Regions from separate parts of the Homo sapiens genome. Here all the other regions are linked to region 2. The links are chromatin contacts, found by Hi-C or POLR2A ChIA-PET in ENCODE. All regions are on one chromosome and are shown on one strand. Each heading gives the region's core, a stretch centred on a gene start or an enhancer-like site at or near the end of the contact. The rest is flanking DNA. Distances are from core to core; before and after follow the strand shown.

The links. Hi-C counts contacts between places; a loop is a spot of excess contacts on that map. ChIA-PET counts read pairs that join two places held with the same protein, here RNA polymerase II (POLR2A). Pooled maps may share reads with other maps.
Region 1: a map with no recorded cell type shows a loop between it and region 2 (15-fold over the local background). The contact joins the promoter of CCNG2 here to the enhancer-like site in region 2. A Hi-C loop is called at or near these places in 1 of 168 maps with a recorded cell type or tissue (IMR-90), 14 of 37 single-sample maps with no recorded cell type and 7 of 50 pooled maps.
Region 3: a loop to region 2 is called in a map with no recorded cell type, with 9 times the contacts of the local background. The contact joins two enhancer-like sites. A Hi-C loop is called at or near these places in 2 of 37 single-sample maps with no recorded cell type and 1 of 50 pooled maps.
Region 4: a map with no recorded cell type shows a loop between it and region 2 (10-fold over the local background). The contact joins the promoter of CCNI here to the enhancer-like site in region 2. A Hi-C loop is called at or near these places in 17 of 37 single-sample maps with no recorded cell type and 9 of 50 pooled maps. POLR2A ChIA-PET finds 5 or more read pairs at or near these places in 1 of 52 experiments (AG04449).

What each region holds. Positions count from the first base shown.
Region 1 is chr4:77,155,821-77,160,713 of GRCh38, forward strand. CCNG2 (cyclin G2) reads left to right here and starts at 1,387. Exons shown (of 8, transcript NM_004354.3): 1 at 1,387-1,686; 2 at 2,713-2,850; 3 at 3,547-3,684. The coding sequence starts at 2,713. It overlaps LOC101928864 (a long non-coding RNA gene), which reads right to left and starts at 2,244. Exons shown (of 2, transcript XR_244659.5): 1 at 1-2,244. RefSeq lists silencers at 946-1,065, 1,486-1,555, 1,586-1,695.
Region 2 is chr4:76,196,131-76,201,316 of GRCh38, forward strand. The region is part of intron 1 of SCARB2 (scavenger receptor class B member 2); the gene reads right to left. Among named protein-coding and RNA genes, the nearest start is that of SCARB2, 15 kb to the right of the region's middle. RefSeq lists enhancers at 3,711-3,900, 3,921-3,980. Within about 2 kb of position 3,646, at least 15 of the 41 ENCODE cell types and tissues checked have a DNase peak (open chromatin) inside an H3K27ac peak, as active enhancers do.
Region 3 is chr4:76,780,698-76,786,022 of GRCh38, forward strand. It overlaps SHROOM3 (shroom family member 3), which reads left to right. Exons shown (of 11, transcript NM_020859.4): 11 at 1-2,556. The region is part of intron 1 of SHROOM3-AS1 (SHROOM3 antisense RNA 1); the gene reads right to left. Among named protein-coding and RNA genes, the nearest start is that of SHROOM3-AS1, 19 kb to the right of the region's middle. RefSeq lists enhancers at 806-2,005, 1,045-2,004, 1,136-1,505, 1,239-1,533 and silencers at 3,601-3,670, 3,681-3,730, 3,781-3,850. Within about 2 kb of position 2,299, at least 6 of the 41 ENCODE cell types and tissues checked have a DNase peak (open chromatin) inside an H3K27ac peak, as active enhancers do.
Region 4 is chr4:77,074,739-77,079,742 of GRCh38, forward strand. CCNI (cyclin I) reads right to left here and starts at 1,251. Exons shown (of 7, transcript NM_006835.3): 1 at 734-1,251. RefSeq lists silencers at 579-728, 789-1,138 and enhancers at 1,319-1,548, 1,447-2,417.

The sequences.
Region 1 (4,893 bases), core at 137-2,636, 960 kb after region 2:
CAAGTAACAAAATAATTCACAGAAAACACATAGAAGAACAGAAAGGAGAAATCTCTTCCCAGGGACTATCTGATTATGTAGATTAGAACTCACGAATATGGTATTTTCTAATTTAGGAGGGAGAGAGTAAACAAATAAATGTTCCAGGGCAGTCAACCACATGCCCCATTGATATTCCGTGTGAAAGTGTCTCTGGCCTAAGGCACCTGGTTTGTTTGCTTTTTGTCCCGTCCTGGGAGACGTGTCGCCTATAATAACAACGCTAATTATAATGAACAATAAATGATAATTTATGGGTTACCAAGGACCAAGAAGCTCTGGGAGTCTTCATTAAAACAACAGCACTACAACCTCTGGAGGTACGCCGTAATTATTAGATGTTTACGTACCCTCATCAGCGTGCTAAGTTTTTATTGAAAAGCCCCTCCTTCAGTCCCTCCTGAATTTTTTTAAATTATGGAAAAATTCCAAGACACAGAACTAGAAAGAATACTGTAATGCAGCCTCGAGTACCCATCACCCAGCTTCGACCCTCAACTTTTTGCCTATCTTATTTCACCTCTCTTCTCCATTTTTTTTTCTCTTGGACTGTAAAATTTTAAAGCAAATACCCAAACTTGTAGCATTTATTGAATATTTTAGTAAACGCCCCGACAATGTTATAATAATTTGGTGGGTTATTGCAAAATGGAACGCCAAGACAAAATAAAGAAGGAATGTAGAAAACTCTCCCGTGGCTGAAAAGGCTGTCACAAAGGTTAGCTGTTAGGAGAAGCGCCGCGAGCGTGACATTCCCCCAAGAAAGGCGGAGGCAGCCAGGCGAGAAGGCACAGCCCCGCAGGGCAGGTAACTGAATACCTTCTCCGCTGCACACCCAGGCATGCGCAATCCAGACCCTGGAGTTGCTAAGGCCCCAAGGCAGAGAGAGGCTCAGGCTACGGAGAAAGCCAATCAGAGGGCTCCAAGACTGATAAGTTAGCCAATCCAGATTCGAGGGTGAATCAGGTCCTCAGCATGCCCATCGCCCCACCCGCATCCAATCAGAGAGCCGGCTACTTTGGGCGGACTTTTCAAAACAGCGAAAACAAAACAAATCGGGGACCTTTAAAAGGCGTAATGAGACCAGAAACGATCTCCTTCCGCCCCTCTGTCTTCCCCCGTTCCCCAACGCAGATCAATCGCGGAATAAGCCCGACGCCCAGATTCCGCTCTCCGCCCTAGCGCCAGGCGGGAGGACTGGCTCGGCAAAGCCAAGGAGAGCTAGGGAGGCCGCGAGAGAGGCTCGAGACGGCAGCTTAGGGGCGGGACTCTTTTTTAAAGTCCGTGGAGGAAGTGCAGGATCCCTCCGCGGGGAGTCACGTGCCCCGCCCCCTTGGGGGCGTCGAAACTCTTAACAAAAACAAGGGGCTCGGGGAGGTTTCCGCTGAGGCGGCGGGGGTGCGGCGGTGGGCTGGTCTTCCGCGGCCGGCGTTGCGCCGCGGCGGAGGGTGGGCGCGCGGGGAGCGGGATGGAGCCGGGGCTGTGAGGCCGAGGCGGCGGTGCCTGGGAGGAAGGGTCGGATGCCGGACCGGGGGCACCGCTGAGGCGGTGGGTCCCCGACCTGCGAGACAGGTTTGGAAGCCCCCGCTGCGCCCAGTCCGTGCGGACCGCGAGGCCGCGGGCGGGTGGAGGCGCGTCTCCGGCACGGTGAGTGGACCCGCCCAGGGCCGCCGTGGGTTTCTTTGTTCGTGGTGGGGACTGTGGGCTTTGAGGAGGTTGGTACCATGCGAGTGCCTCGGTGCTGCCTGCTCCTCATCCGCTGGAGCGACCAGGGTGCTGCCCTCAGCCCCAGCCCCGGGGGGAGCTGGCGCCCGCGATGGACAGATAGATGCTCGTGGGGTGGAAGGAGGTTGCGACTAGGTTAAGGGCAGTCTCCGCCTCGGTGCCCCCCGCCCCCGCTCGTGTTGTCACGGGGACTTGCTGGCGTGGTGCTTCTCGAATTGACAGCCCCGGGGCTCTGCAGAGTTGTGGGGCCCCGGCATCAGTGGGTGGACGGGTGTTGTCCCTACGGGCGCGGGGCGGGCGGGCTGGACTGGACTTCTCTCCCCGGACCGTAGCCGGGTGTGCCGCGCCACCCCAGGGCTCCTGGGACGGGGGTATCCGCCTCTCGGGTAAGTCCGGAATCGGCGCTGCAGCAGCGGACGGGAAAAGCTGGGGGCGGGACTCTCCGAGAGGGGCTTCTGCAGCTGGGCGCCCCGGGCGGGCGGGGCTCGGGAGTCTCCTCCCTCCGCTTCTTTGTTCAGTCGCGAGACTCTCCCTCCCCTCCCCCCTATTGTGCAACACCCCATCCCCGGGACCCGCTGCAGTCGCTCGCCACACTGCAGTCCCCTGGGCAGAAGGCCCTCCCTGGCGCGACTTCAGGTGGGGCAGACCGAGGGGACGCCGGCGCCCGCGGACAGTTTCCTGTTTGTGAAACGCCAAGAGGCCAGGGCTGGCCGGTCTTACCCAGCGCTGGCCGGCGGACCTGACCACGGCTCCTCCCCCTGCCACACCTCCCTGGCCGTGGTGGGGATTGCCCTGGGGCTCTGGCGGACGTGACTGGTCCCTTCACCCGCTCCTTGTCGGGGTGTGCTGGGGCGACCCTTGCTGGAGGTACTGGCCTCAGCCCTTTCTCCCGCTTCCCCACCCCTCTTACCCCCAGATTACATTCTCTGTGTGGTGTCTTTACTGCAGATGAAGGATTTGGGGGCAGAGCACTTGGCAGGTCATGAAGGGGTCCAACTTCTCGGGTTGTTGAACGTCTACCTGGAACAAGAAGAGAGATTCCAACCTCGAGAAAAAGGGCTGAGTTTGATTGAGGCTACCCCGGAGGTAAGTTGGCAGAAAAGATAACTTGCTCAAGCAGCTGATGGGGCTTGGAGGAGGTAACCCCCCCGCCCCCGTTGAATCATGACTAAAGCCTGCAAAATTTCTTAAAAGTTGTTCTTTCTGGAGTACCAAGATAAACCTTATTACAGGTTAATGCTTTTGTTTCTTAGCAAGAATGAGAGTGATACTTTAGAGAAGTGGGGTTTTTTGTTGTTGTTTTTAATGTGGCACCCTCCTCGCTGCCCCCCATACTCCAGCCTGCAGCTTCAGGATGGGAGACCCCGGGTGAATTGAGTAGTTCATTTGTGCAAACACCCTCTGCCTGTGAAATACATATTTATAGTAGAATCTTAAATGACTTTAGAAAAGCAAACAAAAGAACCCTTTCTCTCCATTCCAAGGGAATTGAATTATATTTGCTATAACTCTCTGAAATCTTGCAACAGTTCACCTTATATTGAATTGCTGAAGCTCTTTTATGATGCGTATTTTTAAGAAGCAGTGATTTACGTCTTACAGATGATAAAGTGTATAGCTTTAGTTAAGCGATACCACTCTTTCCACCTATATTCTTGAAGATTGAGGGAAAAAAATTAACCTTATTCTTGGGAAAAAATTAACCTTATTCTTTGGACCTGTATGTGTTTTTCATCTGGTTCTAAGAAAATTGTAAACCTTGGTTCTTGGTTTTTATTGCAGAATGATAACACTTTGTGTCCAGGATTGAGAAATGCCAAAGTTGAAGATTTAAGGAGTTTAGCCAACTTTTTTGGATCTTGCACTGAAACTTTTGTCCTGGCTGTCAATATTTTGGACAGGTTCTTGGCTCTTATGAAGGTATTTCATCATTTTTATAAATATGTCTTCCTTTTTCTATGCCCAGTGCCTAGCACACAGGGTTCAAGAAATATTTATCGAATGGGTATAATAACGTCCACTGTACATAAAAATTTATAATCAGAATTGTGATCGTTAGTGCCAGAATAAGACTACAAGATTAATTGTATTGTTGTATCTTAGGTTTTTCTGTTGTGTCTTAGGTTTTACCTCTTAAGTACTTTCTCTTGAATATGTGACAAAAGAGAGACTACTATTTTTTAGGTATTTGCCATATATTTATAGTCCTCAATATAAGATTTCATCTGCCATCATGCTTCTCTTGAAGCCAGATTTTTAAAATACTGAAGCATGACAAATGAAGTATAACAGTTTATTAAATATGACCGGCTGCCTTCCCTAGAAGTCTCTTCAAAGCAGGGAGCCATGGTTTTATTAACAGTCACCAGCAATGGCTAGAAAAATGTGGGGAATCTTCTGCCAGTAGGATTGCTGTCAGCTGCTGGGTCAGTTCTCAGGGCACTGAAAAGAAAAGGGCCGCCATCTGTCCATGGCAGCTTTTACATATGTCCCACTCTGCACAACTCGTGATATTTCTCTTGGGCAAAATTACATTGAAATATGGAATGACTCTTAAAGATTTTTATGTAAAAAGATAAGTATAAAATATTTTAATATCCCAGTACATTTTTTTTTGGTGTTAAAAAGCTTAATTTATTTTGGGAGAGATTATATTATGAATTTCATAAGTCTGAAATACAAATTATACTTTAGTGCTAGGAATCTAGCTTTTGAACCTGCATGGAAATTTTTGTACCTGCATTTGAATTTACATAATTTAAAGGTTCAAAAAACTTTTTTTTTTTTTTTTAAATAGAGATGGAGGCTTGCTGTGTTGGCCAGAATAGTCTTGCTATGTTGGCCAGAGTGTTCTCAAACTCCTGGCCTCAAGCAGTCCTCCCACCTCAGCCTCCCAAAGTCCTGGGATTACAGGCATGAGCCACTGTTCCCTGCTGCCTTTTTTTTTGGGGGGGGGGGGAGGTCGAGAACGTCTAAAATGTGAAAATGTGTATAATTGTGGGTAAAGAGCCAGTACATATAAGAGAAACAACTTGATTGTGTTCTGTCTTAAGAATAGGAGCATCATTACAATATTCTAAGTATCTGCTAAGTCAAAGTGACAGTTGTTAAAAGAAGCCTCTTGTTTTT
Region 2 (5,186 bases), core at 2,396-4,895:
GCAGATCACTTGAGGTCAAGAGTTCGTGCTTGGTCAACATGGTGAAACCCCGTCTCTACTAAAAATACAAAAATCAGCCAGGTGTGGTGGTGCGTGCCTGTAATCCTGGCTAGTCGGGAGGCTGAGGCAGTAGACTTGCTTGAACCTGGGAGGTGGAGGTTGCAGTGAGCCAAGATCGTGCCACTGCACTCCAGCCTGGGTTACAGAGCAAGACTCTGTCTCAAAATAAATTAACTAGTTAATTAATTAATAATTGTAAAGGAAGGGTACTAAAGACAGCACTTGGGCAGAAGCATGAAGCATAGTGTTTCCAAAACCTAGGGCACAGATTGAGTGCCTAAAGGGCCTGCTGGCTTTGTTATTTTTGAAGATTCCATGGATGGTGTATCTTCTGTAGAAGTTAAGCAATTCTGAAAAGCACCATACACTCCCAGTTTGCCCAGATGAGAGAATAACAAGGGGAAGGGCCCAAGAAGGCCAGTTTTGGTCCTTTTTCAAGTCAAACCACATCCATCCCTACCGCCTCCACCACCAGGGGCTTTAAATGTATTTTCTTATTGGATCCCCAAAAACCCTAAAATGGAACTGCCTATCCCCGTTTCAAAAACCAGGAGGCCTAGCCTCACTGAGGTTAGCTGACAATGGAGACTGCACTCTGCACACAATCCCTCCTGCACTTTCCACCCCTGTTCTGTGTTACAGGATGAATAATGCCCCCCATACTCTAAATTCCTAAGCTGAAGTCCTAACCCCCAATACCTCACAATGTGCCTGTATTTGGAGTCGGGGTCTTTAAAGAGCTGATGAAGGTTAAATGAGGTCATGAGGGTAGGCCCTGCTAATAGGACCGGTGTCCTAACTGGAGGAGGAAACTGGGACACAGACAAGCACAGAGGGAAGGCCACGTGAAAACACGCAGAACTGACAGCCCTCTACAAGCCAAGAAGACAGGCCTCAGAAGAAACCAACTCTGCCAATACCTTGATCTCAGACTTCTAGCATCCAGAACTATGAGACAAATTTCTGTTGCTTAAGCCACCCAGTCTGTTGTATTCATTCGGGAAGCCCTAGCAAATTAATACACCATGACTCCCCTAAGGGTGAAGTATTCTCCCTGCCTCACTGACTTCAGGCTAGGCCAAGTGACTAGATTTGACCAACAGGATGTGGGTGGAATGGCAATGTATCAATTTGGAGCTAAGGCCTTAAGATGCATGGCAAGTTTCTATCTGCCACCTTGAAGTTGCCACCCTTGGAAAAGAGAAGAGCAGGCCACAGGTAGCTGCTGATCCTTCAGCCTAGGTTCTAAAACGGAGATGTGTAGACTAGTCCTAAAGCGGACCAGAAGCCTGGAGTCCAGCCTCGTTCCACTGAGCCAGCTGAGCTGGCTGCACACCCACATATTATTGTTATAAGCAACGAGACTGGGGAGTTACTTGTTACTCACCGTGGCAGTAGAGGCCTGATAAATACAGCGCCTGAGGTTAACAGAAACCTAACACCTGGTATTCCCAACAGTCCTCTATCTGTTAATGGAGAAAAGCCTTGTATTTTTACTGTAAAAACGGCTGAAATACAAAAATAATATAAAAGCACAGACTGCAAATAAACAAACCAAAATGTGAACTTTGAGTGTCGAGAATTTGTATCAGTTATAATTCAGGTCCGGATTAGGAGGAGTCTTCCACTCACTGTTGCTTTTGTTTGGATTTTTACACCAGAAATAAATTACTTCTGTAAGCAGAAAAAAAAATGTTCCCTTATCTTTTTTTTTAAGTGAAAATCTAAGAAACTCAGATTCTGTAGCATGTTATGGATAGACCCTAAGGCAAGGAGAAGGAATGGACACAAAGAGAACTCACTTCATCTTGGCTTTCCTCTGTTCTAGCAAAACAAAGGCGAGCCTGATGCTGCCTCAGCTGCGGTCTGCTCTGCTGCAAAGGCCCAGGAGCAGCCGCCCCCACTCTCGACTCCACCGCACTTCTCTTCCTATTACTGTCAGGACAGTTGAGTGAGCACTCTGTATTCCTGCCTAATTTTTCCTGACAAGCATCATAGTGTGTGAAGTTTCCAGTGAGAAAGGACTTGAGATCTCATTTATTTGTTCATGTGAAGAAAATCACCTCAGAATTAGGAACCCTGAAAGAATCAGCAAACATAAATGAACAGATGGCTAACCTCCCTGGTTTATCTTGCTGGGCTGGCATCCAGCTTTTAGGCAACCATAAATCCAAAGACAAGTGGAAGGGTTTCCAGAAAGAAGGGGTTACCAGAAAGAAGGGTAAACCTGGCTGTTCTGACATGCGTAAACAGTGTGACTTGAACTTGTTCCTCCAACTTTCAGGATAGAAATAAACATTTAGTACATTTGACTTCTTAATGAAACAAAGCAAATGAAAAACAAGAACAATAAAAACTGTCCTTGGCAGCATGCCAGAGTCATAACCAACCCAGACCATGTTACAGCTGGGGCTTCTCCTCTGTCTCCCTCCACCCCCACAGCCCTTCTCTGCCTGGCCACTTCTTAGTTGAGTCACCAGCACTCAGACAAATCCTCATAGCCCCTTTTACTCCCTTCAAATCTTGCCCTCAAGAGTGGTGGCTTTTCCTGCTGCTTTCATATGTCTCTTTTCCTCCACCTTACAAGTTGGATGTTTGTCAGGAAACCCTCTGTCAATCCCAGAGTAGATCACGTGCTGGAGAGTGAGTGAGTGTGTGTGTGTGTGTGTGTGTGTGTGTGTGTGCTCATGCGAATGCACTAAGTAGGAAGAGAGATGGGGAATGAGAGAACAGAGGGAAGTTGTAAATACAGCTGCTAACATTTCTAAAACAGTGTGTCTTTATTTTTATTTTCTCACTTTCAGCTCAGAGAATGGCAGTTACTATTCAGTTACCATTACTGCCACGCCAGCTGCAATCTACTGTGAGTCTGCTAAAGTCAGGTGCTATGCTAGGGGCTTTATAATGTACCTTATCTCTGAGTTTTACACTGACACTACAAAATAAAAATCCCCATTTTGCAGACAAAGAAATGGTGGCACTGGCTGTCCCAAGTCACAAAGCCAGTAAATGAAATCAAATCTGACCAAGTCCAGGAGTGCAGATTTACTCACCCATCCAGCAGCTGCCACCCCATGGCACCCTGAGGGTAGAGTTGCCAGATTTAGCAAATAAAACCTGGGATACCCAGTTAAATTTGTATTTCAGATAAACAACAAATAATTTTATAATATAATTATGTCCCAAATATTGCATGGGCTACATCAAAAATGTTTTTATTCATAGGAGATGCATGCTGAAGGATTTAGGAACAAAGTGTGTGATATCTACAACTTACTTCAAATAATTCAAGAAAAAGTGCATCAGAGAGATAAATATGGCAGGACATTAACAACTGATACATCGGACTGAACCGAAATATCACACGAGACAGACTCATACTAAAATGTTATTTGTTATCTGAAATTCAAATTTAACTGGTTGTCCTGTATTTTATTTTATTTGGCAACTCTAGCCCAGAGGGACAGTGAAACTATGGAGAAGCCATAAGTTGGACTCTGAACTCTCAGGGTTTCCTCGAGTGTTACCCGTGCCATCTGGAGGAAAGGAAACTAGGGCAGCTGCGTGAGGTCACTGTCAGCTCCTAGTAAGGAGCCCACAGGTGAGGAACCGAAAAAGGGAGAGTTCAACTCTAGAGTTTCCAGGCAGCCGCGCAGCCCCAGTATGCTAATGGGTCCAAAGAAAGCACCTCAACCTCCTGCCACAAGATGGCCCAGAGAGGGCTCTGTTTTGACTTAAACTTTTAATTTCTGCCCCTTCTATTTCTGATCCTCAGGGCATTCAAGTGTGCACTCCCAGGAGCTTGCTCGGCAAAGGAAGGCCTGAGAAACTAACAAATAATAACCTCAGCCTCAAGACCGCGGACTGTCTGGCACAGGAAGTTATTCATTCCGCCAGATACAACGAGCTAGTGTCCCCCTCAAAGGCGCCCTTTGCCAGTCTGAACAGAAAGCCATGGCTTGGGAACAACTGATCTTCCTCACCGAGGGTTCTGCTGTGGTGATGACAGCCACCAGACAAACCTTGTAATCAGCTGAGTCTTCTTAGTTACACTAAATGAAAAAGCAACATAAGGCCTTAAATCAGTTTTACAGTGTGACTCTGGATATTAAGAGTGGCACTGTGGAGTCACAATATAACTGTTGCTTATTAGTTTTAACCAAGACGAACATAATGAATTTTTCCACGCACAATACTGTGGCACTACCACTAAAACAAAATACTGGAAAATTATCAAGTTCTATGGTGAATTCACAGTGTCAACAGCTAAATTAATAATTGGACTAAAAAACATACTTTTCAGTTAATCACCCAATATGTACCTACTGAGAGCTTTCTATGTGCCCGGACTATGCCCTGCAAACAGGCATAGGCCCTGTCTGTAAGAAGAAATTTAGCTAAGGACACAAAACCAACATGCATGTAACAGGGAGTGAAAAATTATGTGCAAGACTCAGTAATTCAGCCTAACAAACAGCTTATGCCTGAAATTATTTAGATCCTTCCAGTAGCATGGATCTGTGATAAAATTCCCCCATCTAAACATCTCACAGGCTGCTCCAAGACAACATGACCAAAATGGACTCATGATTTTCTCCCCTAGTTGATCACTAAGTCCTGCTGATTTCACCTCCTCCTCTTCCCCATTTCTACCCCAAGGCACATTTCATCATTGGCTTGGACTGTGACAATACTGTATGTAGGCTCCTAACTGGTCTCCCTCTCTCCAGCCTTTTTCCTTTCAAATGCTTCATCCATCTCAGGCTTCAGAGAAGCCTGTCAAAAGTGCCTAAGGGAACAGATACTCCACCCCTGCTCAAAGGATAAAGTCCACAGTCCTTGACCTGTTGTGATCTGATGCAACTGCGTCACCTGTCGCTGTCTTTTCCTGGTAGGCACTTTATGCACCAGTAACACGCAACCATCTACTGTTACCTAGCACCCACCACACAAGTTCTCAGCCAGTGCCTTGGCCTGAGTCACTCACCGCCCTTCACCCAGAAGTCTCTGCAGGGCCCTTATCACCTGGTTCACTTCTACTTGGGCTTCAGGGCTCAATTCAGAAGTGCCATCTCTCAGAAGGCCCCTCTGAACTATGTGTTTTCTCTCTGCTTTCATGAAACTTC
Region 3 (5,325 bases), core at 1,049-3,548, 580 kb after region 2:
AAGTTTCCTTTGCATAGTCAACCAAAGCTATGGCTTTGTTCTTTGGAGCTTATATACTGCATGACTCCATTGATACAAATAAGACAGCACCTTGGTTTCCCAGGGATGTTTTCATTCAGAGGTCCTGTCTCCCAGGAAAGCAGTAGAACCAGTGACAGCATTCAACAGCCACACTGCATGGTCATCAGTCTTAGGCCAACATGGGAGCCTGAAATTAACTCCATCAGTAACTACCTGTGTGTCTTGCTGATACTGAATGAGCCCTCACAAGCCAAGCCAGGTGGAAGACAGCCAGCAAACGTCTACAGTTATTCTTAGTGAAATTCCTCAGAGGAATCCAGGGGGCTCCCAGTTCCCAACACTCTTCGAGATGACCATTTTTCGGGATTTGACTGGGGAACATTTTACATATTCAGTCTTTCTCAAAAATTTTTATTTATTTTCTTGAGAAAGGGTCTTACTATGTTGCCCAGGCTGGAGTGCAGAGTGGTGCGATAACAGCTCATTGCAGTCTGAACCTCTGAGGCTCAAGCCATCCTCCCATCTCAGCCTCCCAAGTAGCTGGGACCACAGGTGTGCACCACTATGCTTGGCTAATTTTTTGATTTTTTATAGAGACGGGGGTCTCGCTATGTTGCCCAGGCTGGTTTCAAACTCCTGGGCTCAAGGGATCCTTCCGCTTTGGTCCCAGAAGTGCTGGGATTACAGGCATGAGCCACTTCACCCAGCCACTTTTCTAATTTATAGACATAAAAGTAATTGACTCCCACAGCACAGTAACAGGCAATGCTGCTTGGCATGCCACAAACATCTGAAAGCTTGTGACACTCCTAGGATTGTGTCCATTCTTTCATTATGTGGAAACTTTGTTCTGTTATGTGAAATGGGTAAGGCACCAAGTGAGACTTTGAAATCTAATTTTTAGGTGGATGTGATATTTATTGTAATAGGACTTGACCTCTGTACTTTAAAGAAATCACTAACCAAATTTTCAAAGTTTCCTTTTAAATGCGTTTAGCTAGAAATCTATGTATTTATCCCTTTCCTATTTTGCATTCTTCTCCCACTATTTTTAAAAACTCATTTACAGTAGAAACCATTCTTCTTTCTCCCAACAGTATCCTTTGCCAAGACCATGAGAACAGTAAGGAGCATGTTGTTGGTCAGGGTTTCAGAATACGCGTGATGTCACTGAGAATGTTTGCTCACAGTCAATAATTGTCTTTGTGGATGTGATAATTTTGGAGATACACTTCTGGTCAGAACTCAGGTGAGATAATCTTGCAATACTCCAAATGCAGATACTCCAGCCACCCGCAAGGTTCCAGGAAAGGACAATGTCCTGCGAGAAAATCAGGAGGCCTCCACTTCCTGGGCCACTTGAGAAGTTCCTGGGCATGTCACTACATGTTGGTTGACTCAGCCATTTCTCATGCTGTTTTGTTTCTTGCGGTGGCCACTTAACCCCAAAGAATGAAGGGAGGATCCACAGTGAAAGTGCCTGAGTTTCTCTATGAGACCAGATGCTGTCGAAACCAAACATCTTTTCCTTTGCTCTATGGGAACATTTTAGGGTTTGTTTTGCACAGCTGGTTTCCAGACTAGAAGATTAACAAGTTTGGGTCCACCCCTAAGAATCAGTGGCTGTCTTTTAAGGTGAGGAGTGTGGGCTTAACTGAGGTCCTTTGAGGGAGCTATAAAGGAGAAACAACCTGGGACATCCCAGTTTTCCTATTCCTCCACTGTTAATATCTCATCTAAAATAATTCATGAGTTTAAATGGTAAATATATGCTTTAAGCTCTACCTTTAAACTTGTATGTTATTCAGGCATCTCTTATTAAGATACTGGGTCTCTGGATACCCAAGGAAATGTTGGCTTTTTATTCTTATGTGGTTCCAAATTTACTTCTCTTCAGTTTAATTGTCCATGGTAGTGCTGGCTTCATTGTTAGGTTGGAGTTATTATTTTCCTTTTAGAACAACATGAATTTTATTCACCTTACTATTAGAAAAAGGAATAACTACAGCCAGAAATAACTTCATTTCCTACAAGGTATAAAAAGTGGTCAAGTGAATGTGAAGGGGCTTTTCTACACAGGAATATATTATCGGGAACAAAGTATTTCCTGCTGCCTTAACTCTTTGGGATGCATAGGATAAAATGATAAAGACCATTTTAATATCAGAAAGGGTTGTCTTATTAATTTTTAAATAAAACTTCACATTTCTTAATGGGGAGCTCATTCAGAAACTAAATAATGGTTTCTCAAAGTGTGGTCAGGATACGATCTGCATCAGAATCCTTGGAATGCTTGTTAAAAATACCAATTGCTATGACAAAACCAAGTCTGCTGGAAACTGCATTTCAGCAGGTTTCCCATGTTATTCTGATGTATTTTAACATTTGAGAGCCACTACCAATCATCTGTACAGTTCCTACTGTTATGATCACAATAAGACTAACATGAATTTAATAATCTGAATAATTTTTAAAATTTAAATAAACAGAAATTGAAGTTAAATTTAAAAATAAAAATAACCTCAGAAGTTGAAAGTCCTGTCATATTTATTCTATTAGCTATATAAGTTTATACTGTCTCCACTACTTTTATATAATCCCCAAGGTTGTGATACAGATTTTGTTCCCTGTTTACTCTTTTTTAGATCTGTTTTAAACAAGTTATGCACTTATTCAGATTTAATTGCACTAATTATTTTTCCTCAAAAGGAATCAGTTTTATCACACATTGCCAGTAATTTTAAGTTCTGCCCTGACTGAAATTAATCAACTGGCCTTTTCAGTGGGAACTTTACTGATTTAGTGGGAATCAGATTCCTGTTGCTTCATCACAAATGTTATCCTACATATGAGTTAGAACCTCTCCTTGGTGTGGATTTGACAATTTAGCTAATGAAACAAGACTGTGTTCATTTTCTTTGAGAAATGAAAGCAGCTGTCACCCAATTTTGAAACTCTAAAATCAAAATTAGGCAAGAAGAAAGTTGTGAATGAAAAAACTGGCTCATTGATTCCTACTTCATTCTATAAATTATTCTCTAGGTGGAAAGGCAGCTGTATTTCTTGCTTAAACACTGGTATTGCTATTGCTTTACAGTAGGTTGAACAGGGGAAATATTTATATAAAGAGTTATTAAATTCTGATAAACGAGTGACTATAGGACATAAGGAAATTCTCTCTGGTACCCTAGAGCTAAGGAAGAGTACTCAAGGAAAGACAAACTGGGAAAGAGTCCCAAGCCTGAGGTTCAGACCTCCTTGGAGAACTGAACTCGACCCACATAGCAGGGAAGTTAGCTGGTTTGCCCAGGCTGGAACTGGTCTGCAGTCCCTGAGCGCATAGGAAGCAACCCTCCAGAGTGCAGGCTGGGTCAGTCCACCAGCAACCAACAGCCTGGCTGTGCACAGAGTGGGGGCCTGCAGCAGGCGTGGCTGCCCAGTGGGAACCCTCCAGGTCACAGGTGATCCTCACAGGATCTTCAGAGAGTGAGGAGCCAGTGTTGGCAGAAGGCCTTCCGGGCACTGATGCAGCAGGAATCTTTCAGGGCTCAAGTTTGTAATCCACAGGCCCAGGAGAAGGTTATGGCCAGAATGAGGCTTCAAGGTCCCAAGGCACCACCAATTGTAGGCAGTGGTTGGAAGAGAACTCCATCAGATGTCCTCACACCCATACCACTGACCCATAAGGCAGCAGCCACAAAGGGCCCCAACAGCACCCCCTATGGAGAGAGCTTAACATCGTGCTGACTGTAAAAGATGCTTAAAAGGACCCTGCCCATTACACAGACACTTGATTGAAGGGTTATTCCAGAGCTGAGCCAATAAATTGATAGCCGTCACAGACACATTGTTCTACATATATACCCTGGCATTATCTTCTGATACCACATGTAATTTTATAGTTGCTGATTCTGTAAGAACCATTTCTCAGATAATAAAACAGTGCCTATAAAATGGCCAACATATCTCTTGAAGGAGGTGTCAAAAGGAAAGCAGTTTCTCATTTATGTTTTCTTTAAACATGCTCCATACACCTATATTACTCAAAGTATCTAAATCAATAGATTTAGATTCAGGCCGATTTAAGAGCATGTCTAAGGTTTGTTTCTGTTGAGGTCTCTCTCTGCCTAGCTCTGCCTCTGTATACCTCTGTATGTGTCTACGTCTCTCTTGGTGTGTCTCCACATATGTTTTTCTCTATCTCAACATCTGCAACTGTCATACTTTCCTGTTCATTTATTCCCAAAATGATTCATATTTATACATTAAGTTCAGTGGTGCAATCATAGCTCACCACAGCCTCGAACTCCCAGGCTCAGGCGATCCTCCTGCTTCAGCCTCCCAAGTAGCTGGGACCACAGGCATGAGCCACCACACCTGGCTAATTTTTTAAAATATTTTTGGCAGAGATGGGGTCTCCCTATGTTGCCCAGGCTGGTCTCAAACTCCTGGGCTGAAGCAATCCTCCTGCCTCAGCCTCCCAAAGTGCTGGGATTACAGGCATGAGCCACCATGCCCAGGTGTTTTGTTTGTTTGTTTTAATTTGAAAGAAAAATTAAGAATCTCACCTCATTTTAAATTTTAATAAATATAAAGAAGATGTTGCAATATTGTTTAAATATATGTAAGAGTGAATGAGAACTATTCCTCATCTCTAATTAGAACAGAATATAGGAATTGGCTTTATTTTGTAGTAATAAAAATTGATTTGATAAAAAGGAACAATTCAAAGGCAGCTCATGGATACGGAAATGAGAATTTTAAAAGCCCATCTTCCCTCAAAGATTAAAAGAAAAAAAAGAAATAGAATACCTAACCTTGTATGCAATGGTTTAGAGCAGATTTATTAAAAGGCAGGGAGGTAGTCGGATGTCTCCTTCCAGTGAAAGTAGATAGGCAGAAAAGGAACTTAAGCTTAGGATAAAAAGAACAAACAACATCTTCCAAGTTGCCTCAAAAGGTCAACCTCAGTTTGATAATGTATCACTCAATGTGTTTTTTGTTTTTTTGTTTTGGTTTTGTTTTGGTTTTTTGAGACAGAGTGAGCCCGTAATCCCAGCCCTTTGGGAGGCTGAGGTGGGTGCATTATTTGAGGTCAGGAGATCGAGACCAGCCTGGCCAACATGCTGAAACCCCGTCTCTACTGAAAAAAAAAAAAAATTAGCCAGGTGTGGTGGTGCATGCCTGTGGTCCTAGCTACTCTGGAGGCCAAGGCAGGAGAACTGCTTGAACCCAGCAGGCGGAGGGTGCAGTAAGATGAGATCGCACCACTGCACTCCAGCCTGGGCAACAGAGTGAGACTCT
Region 4 (5,004 bases), core at 1-2,500, 880 kb after region 2:
AAAACATAAACATTTTAGTTCAAACCCCTTCAGAGTCTGAATCCATCCTACCTCCCGAAACACCTTCCACTGTTTTGATACCCAATTGTCAACTTCTGCCAAAAGGATCTGTAACGGAGCCCCCTAGCTCCAGCGGAGGCTCCTCTGTCCTCCTTTCAAATTCCAGTTATTTAATCTAGCCTTTAGAGCACAACTCAAATCTCACCTCCCCCGGATTCCCCCCACCCACCCGCCCCAAGCCCTGGGTAACGTTGCCCTCCCCCGAATTTCACAGCACCGGAGGTTCACCCCATTCATTTGGCATTCAGTCTGCCGTGCAAAGTTAGTAATCCTCCTGGTGTCCCCGGAGAATCGTTCAACCTGAGGGTGGGGGTGTGTCCCCTTCTTTGTGTATTAACACGGGCTCGTAGAGCCTCCAACACGCACTATAGAGTAGCTAATTTGCCGCTGCCACAAAAAAAAGTTACTCGCTGACAGAAAAACTGGCCCGAAAAGGAACACAGTAGTGCCGTTTTCAAGTGGGCAGGTGACGGGTCTGTCTGGGCCGGAGAGGACGAAGAGGGCGGCCCCGAGGTTCCCCGGGCTGGGGGATGCGGGAGGGTGGGTCTCCGGCGAGCAGCGCGCGGCCAAGGGCGCTGCCACGGGGGCGGCGCGGGGGGAGCAGCGGGGCCCCAGCGCGTCGACGCCGGCCGCGGAGACGCGTCGAGCCCCCGCCCCCGCCCCCGCCCCTCACCTTCTCCTCCTCTTCCTCCTCCTCCTCCTCCCCGGCAGAGCTGTAGGCCTCACAGTGGTGACGCGGGGTCATCCGGGGGCCCGTTACCACCTCATTCTCATAGGCGCGCGGAGGCGGTGCGCGCGGGACGACTCGGCCAACTGAGGAGGGAGAAAGGGGAAGCGGATCGGGGGGCGCGGGCGCGGGCGCTGGCGCTCGAGCGGGACGCACGGCTGCGGCCGCTGGGTCGGTCAGCGAATTAGTTCCATGATGACCCCCGGCCTGAGGCCGCCGCCGCTCGAGCCCGGGTTGGGAGGGGGCTCCCTCTCGCCATAGGGCGGCGGGGGCCGGGGAGAGGCGGGGGGTGAGACCGGCTCTGCCCCTGCCCGGGGAAAGCGCCTCCGAGGGGAAATGGTGAAAGGGGGGGAGGGGAGAAAAGAAAAGAAAAAAAAAAAAAGAAAGGGGAAAGGGGGGAAAAATAAGAAAAAGCGAGACAGAGGCGCTGCCGCGTCCGCTCGCGGGGAAGGCTGGGGAGGGAGGGGAAGAGAGGGGAAGGGAGGAAGAAGTGCCGGCTTCCTCGGCTCCGCCCTCGCGGACCGATTCCTAGACTCGCCCACTCCTTGTAAACTACGCGGACTTGGTCTTTCACCCTTCCTGTTCCTCCCCGCCGCCTTCCCGGTCCAACGAAAGTACAGAGAAGTGCGGCCGAAAGGAGACGGGCTGGGGAAGTCGTTGGCACTAGGATGGAAGGAGGGAGGACGTTTTCTCGTGGCTAAGAAAAGCCGAAGGTCCGTGGACTCATTTTCCTTGAAGGAGCGGAAGGGTTGCTTGCAGACCGCACGGTGACGTCAGCGTCTCTGGGCCCCCACTGAGGGGGCGTGCGGTGGCCGGAGAGTGCGCTGCGCATGCGCCTGGGGAAGAAAGAAGCGGCCGAGCGCTGCGCTTGGGGGAGGGGATTTCACGATCCGCTCCTGTGGTCCAGCTTTACAGCAGCTTGGTTTTATCTAGCCCTACTCGTCCCCAGGCTCTTAGAAGGATTCACTGGGAAGGGGCTACTGATCTCTTGGGTGGAGATCTTGCAGATTTGTTGACCTAGCAAAGTATTACGTGTTCTTACCGTTGACATGTAAATAGAATTGCGGTTTTTCTCACTGCCACATTGTGTGGGTGGAGGGAGATTCTAAAGGGTTTTAGGAATCGGAAAATTAGGGAGAATCAAATCATGGGTGCTTAAGGCCTCAGTGAAACACTGTAAATTATACTGCTGACGGCGAGGAACCTGCTTGGCAATGTGGCAAGGGGATTTTATCCACTCAACCAACACGTCTGAGTATTTCCGAATAGGTTTTATTACCAGGTGCTTAAAGAATGTGTGGTGACATAAATGGGTTTTATTTGGGGTTCTGTTAGTACAAACGGTAACTTTTTGCTATTTTGATTGTTTTAATTATTTAAAAATATGTAGTATTACAGAGTTTTGAAAGAGGAAGAGCTAGATCTCAACCATTTATAGAAGTCTCGTTTGTTTTTTCCATTTGTTTTTTATATAGTTATTTTAACTGTCAGTGAAAAAATATGTGTTGAGTTTATTTAGTGGCCAGACTCAGCAAACTGGAAGTAGCCAAGACAGACATAGCTCCTGCCTTCATGGAGTTTACAGTCCAAACAGAGGATAACCATTGAGCTAATTATCACTATGTAAAATTACCAAGTACATTTACTTGTTTACTTGTGCATGTATCCCCTCCCTAGAATATAAGGTCGCAGGCGGCAGGGATCTTGCATGTTTCACCCTCTATCCCTGTGTATAAAAGGCTCTCAATATTTGACCAAGTAAACAATTCTGGTATTAAAACCGTTAAGATGGAAAATCGCCGGCTGCTGTGGAAACGCTTGCCTTTCCGCCTGGTTTGGGATATCAGAGAAGGTTTTTCTGAAGAAGTGACATTTAAGATGAGACTTGAAACCACTGGGCAAAGAATGATACAAGCAGAGGAAGTTATGTGAAAAGGCTCCGAAGCTGAGACGTTCTAAAAATCTCTGAAAGCTAGTGTGGCTGGCCCTCAGACAACTGAGGCAGGATGTGGAAGCAGAGGACAGATGCCATAGAACAGAAGAAGGAATGGGAAGCCCTAGGAGGATTTCAAGTGGGTTGTATCCTTTTTTTTTCTTTTTTTCACTTCATGTAGCCTATTATTATATGGTCTTCATTCAAAAAAGCCACCATTTTTCTGCATGTTACTCTTGAGACTGTAGCATTTCTGCATAATACTATTGAGAGTGTAACATAATTCCATTGTTAGACCATGAAATTGCTTCTGATTTTCACTCCAATAAGAATAATGCAAATTCCACTCCTAAATATATACCCAAGAGAAAGGAAAATATTTGTCCATGCAAAAACTTTTTTACAAACGTTAGCATTATTCATAATAGCCAAAGATGAAACAACCTAAATGTTCATCAGCTGGCGCCTGTATAAATCAAATGTGATACATCTATGTACAATCAAATTTTTATTTTTAAGAGATGGGGTCTGGCTCCGTGGCGCAGATGGGGGTGCCATGAGACTTCCTATGTTGTCCAGGCTGGTCTCAAACTCCTGGCCTCTAGCAATTCTCCCTCCTTAGCCTGAAAGTGATGGGATTACAGGCATGAGCCGTCACACCGACCTATACAATGGAATCTTATTGGGCCATAAAAAGAAAATACTAATACATGCTATAACATGCATAACCTTTGAAAGCAGTATGCTAAATGAAAGAAGCCAGTCACAAAAGACCACATATTATATGATTCCACTTACGTGAATGTCCAGAATAGGCAAATATATAGAGACAGAAAGTAAGGAAGTGGTTGCTTAGGGCTAGGGGCAGGCATGGGATTAGGGGATGATAGTTAAATGATATGGGGGTTTCTTTCTTTTTTTCTTTTCTTTTTTTCTTTTTTTTTTTTTTGGAAACAGGGCCTTGCTCTGTCCCCCAGGCTGCAGGCTGGAGTGCAATGGTGTGAACATGACTCACTGTAGCCTTGACCTCCAGGATCAAGCAATCCTCCTGCCTCAGCCTCCTGTGTAGCTGGAACCACAGGCGCATGCCTCCATGCCCAACTGATTTTTTGAAGGTTTCTTTTTGAGGTGAGAAAAATGTTCTGAGATTGATTGTGTTGATGGTTGCGCAACTGTGAATATTTAGGTTGAGTATTATCCAAAATATTTGAGACCAGAAGTATTTTGAATTTTAAACTTTTTTTTCAGTTTTGGAAATGTTTGCATTAAATTATATACTTACTGGTTGAGCAACCTAGTCTGAAAATCCAAAATGAGCATTTCCTCTGAGTGTCATGTTGGCACTCAAAAAGCTTTGGATTTTGGAGCATTTCAGATTTTTGTATCAGGGATATGCAACCTGTACTAAAAACCATTGAATTGTACACTTTAAATGTATTACTTCTATGGTGTTTGAATTATAATAAAGCTGCTACCCAAAAAATGAAAAACAAAAATAATTCAATTAACATCTTCATAACCTCTTTGGGGCTATTCCTAGGTCCAACAATATTATGTTTTTATGGCTTTTACTGAATACCAGTTGCCAGTTGCAAGGCAGAAGATTAAACCAATTAAAATGTTACCAGGAGTCTTTAAGAGCTCCCATTTAATTATATACTTATCCTTATTAAAACTATCTTACTGCCTATGAGATTGCCAGTGACAATTTAATCTACTATAAATATAATTACAAGTAATTAATAGGTGGGTAAGTAACTAGTTGCAGTTGTCTGAACAAAAAGTATGGATATTTTCTTTCTTTTTTTTTTTTCCTTTGAGACAAGGTCTCACCCTGTCACCCAGGTTGCAGTGGTGCGATCTCAGCTCACTGCAGCCTCAACTTCCTAGGCTCAAGCGATCCTTCCACCTCAGACTTCTAACTAGCTGGGAATACAGGTGTGCACCACCATGCCCAGCTAACTTTTGTATTTTTTGTACAGACGGGGTTTTGTCATGTTGCCCAGGCTGATCTCGAATGCCAGAGCTCAAGCAATCCAGCTACGTCAGCCTCCCAAAGTGCTGGGATGACATGCATGAGCCACTGTGCACAGCCAATATGGACATTCTTGTTCTTCAGTATCCATTTGTAAGACCATACTTTAATTCACTTTTTTTTTTTTTTGAAACAGAGTCTCTCTCTTGTCACCCAGGCTGGAGTGCAATGGTGCAATCTCAGTTCACTGCAACCTCCATATCCCGGGTTTAAGCAATTCTTCTGCCTCAGCCTCCCGAGTAGCTGAGA